2 separate regions of the Mus musculus genome follow, and region 1 is linked to region 2. The links are chromatin contacts, found by Hi-C or POLR2A ChIA-PET in ENCODE. All regions are on one chromosome and are shown on one strand. The core of a region is the stretch at or near the end of the contact, and the rest is flanking DNA. Distances in the headings are between cores, read along the strand shown. Region 1 overlaps Zfpm1 (zinc finger protein, multitype 1). Region 2 overlaps Zfpm1 (zinc finger protein, multitype 1).

Region 1 (6,924 bases), core at 1,032-3,531, 36 kb before region 2:
AGTCCCATTATGGGCCAAGTGATACAGGAAAAATCAAGCGACAATGTCCACAGGATTCCTGTGGTCACTGTGACCCTGTCTGCAGGCCCCACCCAGATCAGGTCATGTTTATCAGTATCATCCCTATAAGGGCCTCTGTCTTCTGTGGATGGCACACTTGGGCAGAACTGTGTTGTAGAAGCCTATGGGCAGGTCAGTCCTGGTGGTGCAAGCACATGGCTGACGGCTTGCCAACATCCAATCTGGTGTTGGGGCGTGTTCCTTTCTAGTGCAGGCTGCCTTCAGTGGTCCCCGGAAGCTCTTCTTGCTCAGTCTCCCCCTAAGCCCACGTAGAGAAGCAGAGCTCTCAGTGGCTGTGGAGGGCCCAGGGTGGCCCCTCTAGCCCTTGTGTTCAGTGGCTGTGGAGGGCCCAGGGTGGTCCCTCTAGCTCTTGTGTTCAGTGGCTGTGGAGGGCCCAGGGTGGCCCCTCTAGCCCTTGTGTTCAGTGGCTGTGGAGGGCCCAGGGTGGCCCCTCTAGCCCTTGTGTTCAGTGGCTGTGGAGGGCCCAGGGTGGCCCCTCTAGCCCTTGTGTTCAGTGGCTGTGGAGGGCCCAGGGTGGCCCCTCTAGCCCTTGTGTTCAGTGGCTGTGGAGGGCCCAGGGTGGTCCCTCTAGCTCTTGTGTTCAGTGGCTGTGGAGGGCCCAGGGTGGTCCCTCTAGCTCTTGTGTTCAGGGGCTGGCTGTAGAGGGCCCAGGGTGGTCCCTCTAGCTCTTGTGTCAGTGGTTATGATTCGCATGGGATTGCAGCTCCAAAGGTTGTCCATCATCCTCTCAGATGGGGTTCAGGGTGCTCTCTCAGGCAGTTTGATTGTTACCCAGATAAGCTGGTGTCCCTTTAAGAGCTGGACCAGTCAGAACCAAGTGACCCTGCCTTCTGAAAGACCTTAGCGGGGAGGGAGGCAGGCATGAGATACAGACCCTTCCTGTAGATCTCTGAGTTGGCGGCTTCTTCAGTTAGGACCTGGGGCAGCATCCTTAGCCAGCAGCTCTCATCCACCATCAGGGTCACAGCTGGGCCCTAGAGAAGAGTGGAGATGGGAAAGGCTCAGTCTATATAGGATGCCGAGTGGGGGGCTTTGCTCTGTTGTGTAGTGGTGGTCAGCAGCCTGGTAGCTCATAGCAGTAGGACTTGTGTAGTTCAAACACTATGATAACTGGAGGCATGGCAGGGAGCTGTGCATTCCCAGGCTATGCATTGGTCTCTGTTGGGAACAAAGGTCTAGAGCTGTCAAGCACTGAATCTATAGAGCCTGCTGATGTGTGTTCTCTTTCTGTGACAGCAGAGCTGCTGGCACCAAGGGTATGGCCCATACCACGCAACTGCTAGATTCCTGCAAGGAACTGAGAAAGGGAGGGAGGGAGGGAGAGAGGGAGAGAGGGAGGGAGAGAGGGAGAGAGGGAGAGAGGGAGAGCACGAGCCCATGTCTCTGTACAGTAGAGCTTTCCTTTCTGGTGCAGGGTGGAACTTTTGGCCCTGTCCGTTCATTGAGAGCACTGTCCTTCTCCTGAGATTGGCTGCCCCAACCCAAGACAGCTGTGTTGCCAGGGAGCGAGGGGTAGTGGGTAGCTGAGGCTCTGTGCCCTCTTCCCCATCATATGGGCCAGGGAACTGAGACAGAATAAAGGGGAGGGGGTTGGGGTTAGAAGTTCCAGCCTAGGGCTGTGCCACACACTTCCTCTGCAGCTCCATCTGAACCTGGAAGGGAAGAGCTCTGGGCTCAGCCCCCCAGGGCCACCAAAGCTGCTTGCTTCCTGCCCCCTGCACCCTGGCTCTCAGCCCAGCAGCAGAGGAAGTAAGTGTACGTGGCCATGTCTCTGTGCAGCCCAGGCTGGAAGGCTGGGCTGGGATTTGGTCTCCGGTGGAGGATGAGACACAGCCAGTGGAAGGCAGGGACAGCAGAGGCCCAGTCCTGTCTATCCTTGGAGGGTGGGGTGGGTGACTGCTGCCACTTGGGCACCTCCCTGTTCGCTGAGCTTACTTAGCCCCTGGACTAAGCCACTCGGGCACTATGTGTAAAGGCAGAGCAGGCCTGTGTATCATCCTGTCGGCCATTCGCTGTTTGATTCAAATAAATGCCTTTCACTCAGAAACCTGCACCCCAGGAACTCTTAACCCAAAGCTTAGAGCCCCTGCTCACTCCCGGCTCCTAAGAACCGCTGCGGTGGTCATGGCAATGAGCTCACTGGGTAAGGAAGATGACCAACAGGCTGGAACAGGAGGAGAAACAGGCTGCTGACTGTAAGGGGAACTGCCAGGACAGTGCTTGGCACTCCTGGGTCCCCTTGTGTGTGATGCCCACATAGGCTCTGGGGCCAAACGTCAGGGTTCAGGTCTGACCTTTCTCCTGTGACCCCTGTGGACCAACTCTTTACAGATCGCATTCACATGGCATATACAGAGCCAACAAGATAAGGCCTACTAGCTGGGAACTCCCAGTGACCCATGAGGTCATGACAGCCCAGCCCGGTGGCTTCCACGTCACCTGCCTGCTGCCACGTGGCTTGCCATGGAGCAGGGAGTGGAGATAAGCTGGTTCTGAAGGGGAGCCCTGGAGTCCTAGCAGGTAACACCTGCACCTCTGGCTTCAGTTTCCTGTATGCCAGCACGGTGAGGCCCACATGACAAAGTTGCTGTCAGGATAGGGGAAGGAATCCCCTTCCTTGTCCTGCCACCATCTCAGGGCGGTGGGAGAGCTGGGGGCTAGGGAGGCTGTGCCCTTCTCTGTGGGCCTTTCTGCCCTGGGCACAGATGAATGTGAGGATACAGGAAGCCCTAGAGCTGTGTATACTGGCCACGGCTGCTTACTTATGCTCTGCTTGAAGGATAACATGAACAGTAAGGCATCTCTGGACCTAGGTATTGCCTTGCACCCTGGACCTTGCTGGCAGTTGCCACACGTCCACTGAGGGAGTGCATTCTACCCAAGAGCCTGCTTCAGATCGGCTGGCTTCCGTCAGGAGGTGGCTCCCAGGGATGCAGGGGGTAGGTGAGCTTTCAAGGTCACAGTTGGATAGCACAGAGTAAGCAGCAGACGGGTGTGGGCAGCCACACAGGGGGCCTCTGACTCTCACAGGCTAGCTGTTCCTGGCCCCAGCAGATGGCTGTCAGTGAGGTGGCTGGGTCTGGCCCTCCCTGCCTCAGCCTTCCACTACTCTAATGAATATTAATGAGCGGAGGAGGGTGAGAAAATTAATCTGCCTGATCCTCTGATGGGTGCTGTGGTAACGATATGAAATCTAATTATTCGTCCCAATATTTCTAAACCCTCAAACTGAGACTGACAGCCTCGCGGTCGGTTTAACGCTTATCGCTCTCCGGAGCAGCGTGTTCACCGCATGATAAAAACACGAGCGCGCACACGCACGCCACTTTGCTGACGCTGCACAAGCTGCTCTTTCTGTGGCAGTCCCAGTGCATGGAACACCATACCGCACCCCCTTGCAGCACTGTGGCATGGGGTGCATGCAACCTTGGGGAGCAGTGCTAGGAGGGAGCAGTGGTTGCTGTCCAGCACATCAAGTCCCCAGGGAAATGGGCCATGAGTTCCTGGCTGCCCCAAAACAGAGGTCCTGCGCCTCCATGCAGGTCCCTTCTCTGTTTCCGTGTGTGTGTGTGTGTGTGTGTGTGTGTGTGTGTGTGTGTGTGTGTGTGTGTGTGAATGTCATTGCCCTGCATCAGGATAGGTTGGGGCTTGGGACAGGGCTTTGTGGTCACTCTTCTCCCTGTCTGGGTCTCTCAGGTAGGCCTCGGAGGAGGAGTTCAGCTCCCGGCCCCCGGCTCCTCTGTTCAGGTGTGTCTAGGTCAGAGAAGAGCCCTGGCATCTGTCCCACTCGCTGCCCCTCCAGCCATCATTTGTCTCTCCCTCCTGGCTCCAACTCTCCCTCCCCCCAGCCCTGGATGACATCAGCCACTTTAAATTCTCCTGTGGATCTGAGCCTGCTCCTGTTCCCCCAACAAAGAGGTCAGTGTCCGACTCTGCGGGCTGATAACCATCAGAAACCATCAGAAACCATCTCTGAGACGACTTTATCTGCGGCTGTTCCCAAATCTTGCTGCTCATAAAGCCGTTTTCAGGGAAGGTGAGCCCTCTCAGGTGGGCAGCTTGCTCCAAAAATGGTATCCCACACTGCTGCCTGGGCTTCAGGTCCCCATATGCTGGGGACTAGTGCTGGGGCCTGTGGTCACAGGGTGACTCTAATTAGGCCCTCTCTCCTGCTGATCCACCCTCCTTCCACAGTGATAACAGCCTATGGCTCCTCTCTTTTCCCCAGATGCCCATCGCCCACTTCATAGGTGTAGGGTTGAGGCTCACCGAGAATACACGCTGTGTACACAGGATTAGAACCAAAGTCTAAGAAGCTCTGCCCACCCCACTGTCACTGCTCATCCATGTACTCGCCCCTCAGTCCCTGAAGGCCAGCTCTGTGCCAAGGGCTAGAGACACAGTACATAGTAAAGGGGAAGGAGCAGGGCCTTTGAAGGGCCAGGGACAACAGGGGACAAGGGACCAGCAAGAGTGAGCTTGGGTTCATGTTAACTGCATTTCGTGTTGGGAGGAGAGCAAGGACGATGCTGGCCATCTCAGGCAGAGAAATGAGGGCAGAGATCACCTGCGGGGAGAGTCACAGGCGCATGGCTCATGCCATCCCTGCCAGCCATCCCTCTGTGTAGGGTGGGCCCTGCTGCTCACCTCCTGGCCCCAGCCTTTTACCTCAGGGTGGCTTTGGGGCCCAAAGATGGAGCTAGCTGCAGGCAGGTCTGAGGCCATAGCTGCTGCAGCTCAGGAGCAGATGGAGGAGCCTGAGGAGGGGTGGGAGCCTAGGATATTTTTTAAGCTTCTCCCTTAGCTGACGGGGAAACCAAAGATGGAGAAGAAGGGGGCTCAGGCCCCCACAAAGCCAAGAGCAAACCTAGACTGGGCCTGGTGACTGAGCCAAATGACACTCCTGACTGTCCCAGTCTCTATGGACTGGGCAGAATGGTGGCTTCACAGATGTCACCAGAATTGTGAGAGTGATCTTATTTAGAGAAAGGGTCTTTGCATATTTCATATGAAAATATGAAATCACCTGGAACAGGGTAGCCCAAATAACAAATGACATAAAAAAGAGAAGGTACAAGGGGAGATGGAGCCACATGAAGACCAAGAGTCCTGGGGCCACCAGACGCCTCAGGCAGCTCTGCCTCAAAGAGCACAGGACCTACTCTGCCCCTTAGGATAGTGGCCTCTGTCTTCAGCTATGACAGAGTGTACAGGGTGTGGCACTCGGGGTACATCTATGCCTGCTGTCAGGTTACAGCAGACAGCCACTTTCCAGCTGAGGTTTCTCAGGCTGGGCTGCTGTCTCTTTAAGGCGGGGCTTGGAATGCTTCCCCAGGCCAGTGAAGCAGGGCTCAAACTATATTTCACATCTGGGTAGAACAGCAGTGGGCACAGCTGGGCTGCATGCCCTGGAGAGGAGATGCCTTTCCTGGGTACCCTCCCTCCCTTGTTACACAAAGATGGGGATGGAAACCAAACTTCCCCAGCACTCCCTCAAGTCCCAGTAAGGTGAGTTTGGGCTAGCCTAGGCTCCCTCACTCCATCCCCAGATGAGAGGACCTCAGGCCATTAGGGACTGACCTAAAGGCTGGTCCACATGAAGTCACGCAGTCTGGGCCCACTTCAGCCTTTCTAGCATCTTTTCTTTTTCTTTTTTCTTTTCTTTTCTTTTCTTTTTTTTTTTTTTCTTTTGGTTTTTCGAGCCAGGGTTTCTTTGTGTAGCCCTGGCTGTCCTGGAACTCACGCTGTAGACCAGGCTGGCCTTGAACTCAGAAATTTGCCTGCCTCTGCCTCCCAAGTGCCGGGATTAAAGGTGTGCACCACCACGCCCGGTTCCTAGCATCTTTTCTTAATGCATCTGCCACCCCGCTCAGCAGTCACGGACCCTCCCCTGGCCTCACTGATGCTATGGTGGCCCCTGGCCAAAGTAAGCAAGCTGAGCAGGCAGACCAACATAGGCAGGCTGGGGTGAAGGGCTGTGCACTCACATCCACCTATGCATCCCTCCACGACCACACTTCTGTATCTGCTCATCGACTCTTCCACCCATCCATTCATCCACTCACCCCCCCACCCTCTATCTGATCACCTGTCCATCCACACATGTGCCCATTTATGAATACACATGTACACATTCACTTATCTACCAACCCACCCGCTATTCATTTATCCACCTACCTAAAATCTACTCATCTTTCTATCCATCTGTATACCATGTATACATCCCATACCTACTCACCCACCCACCCACTCACCCACTTTAACATCCTTGACTCCCTCTCATCATTATCCACTGTGAGCTGTGACCCTAAGGAGGCTTTTCAACTGCCCTCTTACAGGCATGCAAACCATAGCGAGCGATAAAGACAGGACTACCAAATCCACTCAGGGCTGTGTGACTCAGTTTCCTTCCTGGATACTAACCCTGGACATCTGGTGTGGGTGGGAGTGTTAGGGGGCATTTCCCTTCCAATTTGTCCCCATGGTGAGCAGCCCCCAGCCTAAGAGAAGCCCGGGAAACAGGCCCCATATCTACATGCGCCCCCTCCTTCTTCTCTAAGGGGAGAGGAGGAACTGCCTGGTGGCTGATAGGGCCATGGGGCAGGAGGCGACTTCTTCCTTAGGCTGCAGGGAGAACTGGGACCCATCAGCCGAACTTGATAAGAGCCCGCTGAATGTTAGCAAAAATATTTAGACAATAAACGAAGTATCGCAAAGGCGCCCATATCTTTCAGAAATCAATCATCTGTAGCGTGTGTCTGGACGCTTGGCGCCAAAGCGGAGATAGTGCCTTGCTGGGGAGATAAGGGTTAATCAAGGATTTAATTCTGTGAGATAGAGGGG
Region 2 (6,555 bases), core at 283-2,782:
TGTGGGTGCACTATCCTTTAACACACTGTGGGTGCCCCATCCTCTAACACACTGTGGGTGCACTATCCTCTAACACACTGTAGGTACACTATCCTCTAACACACTGTGGGTGCACTATCCTCTAACACACTGTGGGTGCCCCATCCTCTAACACACTGTGGGTACCCCATCCTCTAACACACTGTGGGTACCCCCTCCTTCCACACTGTGGGTACCCCATCCTCTCCCTGCCCTGCTTACACATGAGGCCCTGTGTTGTGTGTCCTTCACGCTCTCACCAACACCATCAGCATCTTCTCTCCACTCCACCTCCACCCCGCTCAGCTTCTGCCCCTCGGCTCTGATTCAAGAATGCTTTCTCAACGCTGTGGGGCTTCCGAGTCATCTGTGTCCCAGCCACGGTCCCTTCCCTGTCTCCGTATCACAGCACTTGGTCCGTCCCTCAGGACTCCTCAGGCTTCCCTGTCTGTGGTAATGCCAGCTTCTCAGACTGACTTGACCCTGTTCCTTTCCTCCATCCTCTTCCTCCCGAGACAGCAAGGCTGATCTAGAAACAAGCAGGTAGCTTTTATCCAGCTCTGTGCTCTGGGGGGAGGCGGGAGCTGCCCAAATGAGATGGATGCCCTCTGGCAGGGTCTGAGAGGCCCCCTGGAAGGCCTCACGATGGGATAGTGTACCCTCACACACAGTTAATAAAAACAGGTGACAGAGACCCTTAGTGTGGGGGCCAGGACTGAGGGAGGCCATGAGGTCACTCCTGACTCTTCCTCCCTTAGGTCTCAGCCTAAGCTCTCCAGGGGACCTTGTTTCCCCACTATTTTGCAATTACACATTAAAACAACAACAACAACAACAAACCCCTGCTCATACCAGTGGCTGTTAGGTCAGAGGCTTGGGGGTGCGGTGGGAGCCAGTGCCCCCGACTGCTGACTATAGACCCTATTCTGTAATACGGTACGCTGAGGAGCGGAGAGGCTGGGGGCAAGGTCAGGATCCCACCTCCGCAGCTTTGAAAAGAATACGGAATGGGCAGCTCTAGAATGGCCCATGATGTGGTGGGGAAACCGAGGCCTGGGGCAGGGATGGGGTTCAAAACCCTCCTGGCAGCTGAGGGACTAGATTCCTTTCCATTTTACAGATTGGGAAACTGAGGTGTGACAAAGACAAACGGAGATCCCTGTTCTTGCCAGAGCCTCAGGCCACAGAGACTTGGTCAGCAACATTCCTAGTGAGTCACCAGGCTCAGGAGGGGATGGGGACAATAACTCGAGTAGGGTCTGGAGGGAGGGAGGGAGCTGCCAGCCTTTGCTGCCTGTCCCGGCTCCACTTCTCACCTCCCCACTCTCATTTGGCACAGGAGCTGACTGTAGTGTTTGTGGAATGCCCAGGTCCTAGTGCCGGAGGGTGTGGCTTAGGCTGAGGTCAGCAGAGCTTACTTAAAGGCCCGCCTGTTCAAGGCAAACACAAGGCTCAGTAAGAAGGCACAGAAGCCCGGGAGGACTTCCACCCAGTGGGTCTGGGCTGGACAGGTACAAGCTCTCGTTTGAGATAAGGCCCCACCCCCTCCATGGAACTGTAGCCAATCTCTGAGCCTCAAGTCTGCTCATTTGCACACACTATTTTCATTGGCTGCTAGTAGGGGCTGGACAGAGGTGGGAGGAATGGACGTTCTGGGGACCAGGGCTCAGTGGTGCTGCTCTTGGGAACCCAGGCCATTTCTAAGACAATCCATAGGACTTAGGAGTTTTCAGGGGAGGCAAAGGTGGGACTGGATCTTGGGGGTGTTCTGGAAAGTGTTAGATTCTGGTGACCCGAGAAAGATTTAGGTAGAAAGGAACTTTATGGGGGAAAACTGGTCCACCCAGGCCCCACTAAACTCATTCTTACCCACCCTGGATGCCTCAGAGGGAAGATGCTGACCCAAGGTCACACAGCCAATGTGCAAGGGGTGCCGTGGAGACCTCCCCCACCCCTAGGCACCACTCCTGGACAATTCCACCCCAGCTGCTAGGTCTCAGAATGGGCCATTTGGGTCTTCCTTTTCCAAAAATGATGAGGCTGAGGGGCCTCGACTTTCTCTTTAGATTTCAGGGCCATCTCTCCTGGCAGCCCTGAGTTGGGCCAGGGGCTTGGCAATGCATGGAAGTCTGCGACGCTTTTGTTCCTGGCATTTGGAGGGGTGAGATAAGGGGGAAGAACCGAGAGTGAGCAGGCAGATAGATGGGCTGATAGCGGCTCCTCCACGCATGGCGCCTATCGCTCTTTTTATCAAGGTTCCCTTTCTTTCTTCTTTTTGTTGGGGGCCTGGGAGGGCGGAACACACCCACCCCATTCCCTCCCACACCCGTGGAGCTGAAGGAGGAGGCCTCTCTCTCAGGCACCAGCCAGGAAGGAAGACAGGCTTGGAGAAGAACCTGGGAGGGTGGGGGTCCCACCTGTCTGCCAGGACTCAGGGTTCCCAAGCTCTGTCTCCTCAGCTCTTCACAAGGACCTGCAAGGACACTCATGGGCTCATCTGCTCTATGAGGTAGCCAGGCCCAGTGAGGTGAAGTGCTTGGCCCAAGGTTACACAGCCAGGTCAGATGGAGCTGGGTCCAGCTGTGCCTCTCTGGCCTGGAGTCTAGCAGTCTGGATTTGGTGGGCAGCGAGGAGGTACAGGACAGATGGGGTGGCCAGAGAATATGGCTAGAGGTTCTGGGGAGCAGGACCAGGGTTGCGGGGCAACCTTTGCATCTCTAGCCCCATCTTACAGATACGGAAACTGAGGCTCAGACCAGGGAGACGCCTAAAGGGTGATGGGTAGGCTGGACCCTAGCCCCCCTCTCATATCCTTGAACTTGATGGTTCAGAGTGTGAATCCCGAGACACCCCAGGTATGAAATCCTGGTGATTAGTCAGGAGAGGGTGGGGACAATAACCCAGGATGACAAAGACAAACTTCTAGAATCATCCAGGTGGGGGTGGTCAGAAATAAGAAGTCCTGCGGGAGCTCTTTGCCCGAGAGGGATGCAGTATTGTCCAGAGGCAGCATGTCCCCGAGTCCTCAGCACTGGGATACAGGCCCGCACTGCCGAGCTCGGCTCTTTATAAGGGGGCTGGAGATCTGAACTCAGGTCCTCACGCTTGCGTGGAGAGCACTTACTGACCAAGCTGCCTCTCCATCCCTTCAAGCCAACATTCTCACCAAAAGAGCCACCTTTGTGTGTGTGTGTGTGTGTGTGGGGGACGGTAAATGAAATTACTACAAGCAATAAACATACCAACTTAACCAGGCATGATGGTGCACGTCTTTAATCTCTGCGCTTGGGAGGCAGAGACAGGAGGGTCTCTGAATTCAAGGCTCTGCAGACTAGACTGCACTGATCCGTGGGTAGGACTGGGAAATCCTGAGCGTTTGCCCACTCTGTGCCCAGGCCTTCACTTTAAAGCGGAGAGACCAGGTCCCTTTATAGAGGTGGGGGGTTATATCTGCAAACACCTCAGAACATCTAGGTAGCTGGAGGCTCAGGTCTGGACAGAGCCTCTAGGTCAGAGTGCCTCCTGTGCTGTGTGACTTTGAGTCATCAGAAGAGAAGTGAGGGACAATGGGAGGACACGGCGAGAAGCAGGACAGGCCCAAGGGTACATCCACCACTCAGTCAAGACAGCTCCCCTCAGCAGGGCCAGCACTGGGGTCATCATACCTGGGGAGACCCAGGATCCCAGGGAAAGTTCCTGCCCTCCTCAGGCCTTCCCTTCCCATCTCTGGGATTCCTGAGTTTCAGTTCTCAGGAATGATTTCATATACACAGGACTGGGAAAAGAGCTGAATGCCCCCACCCCCACTGGGCCCAGGAGGGCTTGAGAAGGGGTTCCTGCCAGTGTGGCCAGGCCACCATGCCAAGGGGTGTCTGGGGCTGACAGACCCTGGTTTCTCTTCTCACACAGCAGGTGCCTCACTCCCCCCTGGCTGCCTTACCTGTCCCTCAGCAGGAGGATTAGCCTGGCGCAGCCCTAATCTCGGCGCATCACACCATCAGTGAGAATCTCGGATCAGCTGAAGGAGGCAGCTTTATCCAGACAAGCTCGCAATGGCACCGGAGTCCCATCTGGGTGCCGCCTGTCATGAGAGGCAGCTGGGCTGAGCTGGGAGACACAATGGCTGTGGACAGGCTTGGGGCCCCCTGGGCTTCCGAGTGCTGCAGGGCCCTCACAGCTGGTGGGCGTGGCTTTGCTGGGGCACAGTGACACTGAACTACCTATGGTCTAACCAGGCACTGCAGGGCAGCAGGACACTCAGGTAAAGCTGCCTGGCAAGGCTGCAGAGGCACCATGTCTGCTGCGCAAACAAGGCCATGTTGTTACACAGATCTGCCCAAGGTGGTGTGGGTACTGGGAGACGCCATCAGTTCTGGAGGCTGGACCCTATGGTCTGGGAGTCCCTGTACCAGAGTCAGCTCAGAGTGGCGCCTGCTGGGCCTAACTGGATCTGACTGCAGTTTCAGTGGCTGGACATTTGGTGGCTACCAGCCTGGACTAGAGGCTGGGAGGGCCATCTCCTCAGAGTCGGCCAAGGGCTCCCCTCTAAGGCCCCCTTCTCTCCACCCTCCTCCCTACCTTCCTTTTCAAAAACATAATTTATCTGTGTATTATCAAGAAATCCAGACACTTTAATCAGCGAGCTATGAAGTCAGAATTTCCATTCTTATCTGCGGGAGGAGTGGAAGGAGAGGAGATAGCGCGGATCGCTGGTGGGGAATGTTAATGGGCGGGAGCCCAGGCCGCTGGCCACCGAGACGTGGGTATCTCCTCCATTATCGAGCTGTATCTTGCCAACCATCTCAGTGCAGTAATGGGGCCAGTTCAACTTTCCGAGTTATCACAGGAGCTGAAACCTGCGCCGGAGAAGGCCGGGACCGGAGACAGTGCAGGGAGGACCAGGTTGCGGCTGCTCCAAGAGAGGGCTGGCTGGCTGGCCAACTAGGTGAAGGGAGGACTGGTGCCCATGGACTGTCCAGGCTGCCTGGTGAGGCGGGATGTCCCTGTCCCTGGGCAACTAAGCTTAGTCAGGCAGGGTGTGAGACTCAGTAAGGGAGACTAAGGCAGGAGGTGCTGTGGTGGCCCAGGAAGTGGAAAAGTGAATAGTCGACACAAAGGCAGCAGAGGAGTGAGACCCAGCCAGTCTGCTGCAGCTCTGATCTTCGCTAAAACCTTGCGAACAGTGTTGAGACCTGAGCTGGCTATGGTTGAGAGCCATTTGGCCACTTGAAAGCCTCAGACTCTGGGTTTGAAATTGGGCGTGGCAGCTCCTCTTACCAGCCCCCCCCCCCAATTGCTCTCTCTCACCCCACATGGTGTCTCTCCCATGAATCTGATCTTCGAACTTTCTAAGCCTTGGTTCTCCCCCTGGGCTTTAAGCCCAGGCTGTTCAGGCTGGCAGGGAGCGACACAAAGCTGAGCTGGGACACACTCACTCGGTCACACCTGGAAGTTGAGCTGAGTGTGGGGAGACGGGTTACCCACACCAGGGCTCTGAGCCTCAGTTTCCCTTCCATCACAGATCTCTGTGTACCGGAAGTCAGAGAGGGCCTGGAGGGAGAGCCGCAGATTCTGACCCTTACCGGAGGCCATTCAGGCAAGGTGGGGATGGATATCTTGTCCCTGAACAGCAATGGAGTTCTGCAGGAGGGTTTGCCCTGGCCCCCTTCCTTCCTCCTGGGCTGAGAGAACAGGCAACTGAGGCAACTGTAAGCTTGGAGGAAGATGGGAAAGTTGTAGGGCTAAAGGTCAGATATCAGGAGGAACTGTCAAGAAACTGTCTCAGGGGACACTGTCTCAGAATTGCCAACACCGAGAGCTGGCCATCAGCGACAAGGGAAGAGGACAAAGGCTTGTTTCCCTCTTCCTTGGCTCTGGCTGGTCAAGTCTCATCTGCCAGTTCTCTTCAATCCTGTCTCCCACCGGGGAGTGCCATGTGTTGTGGGAAGGCTAAAGCTCAGAGGGACGGACTCACAGGAGGGCCAAGGAGGCCCCATAGTACACCCACCCATATGGGGGGGGGGACAGACAGGGCTGTGCACCCCATCCCAGGCAGGTTCCATTTCCATAGTGAGACCATCACGCATAGCTGTGAAACCCTGGGGCAGCCTCTTTGATACCCCAATTCTTGTGGGGCAAGAAAAGAACTCCAGTCTTCTAATTCTTCTGAGTAAAAGGGGAACCCCAGCCTAAGAAAGCACCTAGAGGGGTGCTCAGGGATGTGGAGTGAGTACTGAGTAGAAAGGAGCACTCACAGTCGTGGGGAGCACGGCCAGGGTCTACTGTAGACCTTGATCAAGGCGTGGGAACCAGCCTCTACCTCACTGGCTCAGAGAGGCTGCAGAGTACTACAGCCACCACTCACTCCACAGACAGAAAAGCTGAGGCTTAGAAGCCACAGCCAGTTGGAGCAGGTAAGGGACAAGGGGTACTTGAGGTGTATGCGGTGGTGACAGCAGCCCAGCAGGTGTGGATGTGAGGTGCTGTTGCTGTTGTGCCTGGCCAGCTTTGTATAAGTTGCCACAGTCTTGCCCAGTC

Evidence for each region. A loop is a pair of places that touch in the nucleus more often than their neighbours do. ChIA-PET counts read pairs that join two places held with the same protein, here RNA polymerase II (POLR2A).
Region 1: POLR2A ChIA-PET joins it to region 2 with 10 read pairs in Patski. The contact joins two enhancer-like sites. A Hi-C loop is called at or near these places in 7 of 37 maps with a recorded cell type or tissue (CH12.LX, Patski, gastrocnemius and 3 more). POLR2A ChIA-PET finds 5 or more read pairs at or near these places in 4 of 5 experiments (Patski and embryonic stem cell).

Annotation. Positions count from the first base shown.
Region 1 is chr8:122,326,221-122,333,144 of GRCm38, reverse strand. It overlaps Zfpm1 (zinc finger protein, multitype 1), which reads right to left. Exons shown (of 10, transcript NM_009569.4): 5 at 956-1,055. Among named protein-coding and RNA genes, the nearest start is that of Gm46056, 15 kb to the left of the region's middle. RefSeq lists an enhancer at 3,184-3,474. Within about 2 kb of position 2,281, at least 1 of the 3 ENCODE cell types and tissues checked has a DNase peak (open chromatin) inside an H3K27ac peak, as active enhancers do; it is heart, where a contact is called at or near this core.
Region 2 is chr8:122,289,388-122,295,942 of GRCm38, reverse strand. All of the region lies in intron 1 of Zfpm1 (zinc finger protein, multitype 1), which reads right to left. Among named protein-coding and RNA genes, the nearest start is that of Gm39269, 7.5 kb to the right of the region's middle. RefSeq lists an enhancer at 4,569-4,996. Within about 2 kb of position 1,532, at least 1 of the 3 ENCODE cell types and tissues checked has a DNase peak (open chromatin) inside an H3K27ac peak, as active enhancers do; it is heart, where a contact is called at or near this core.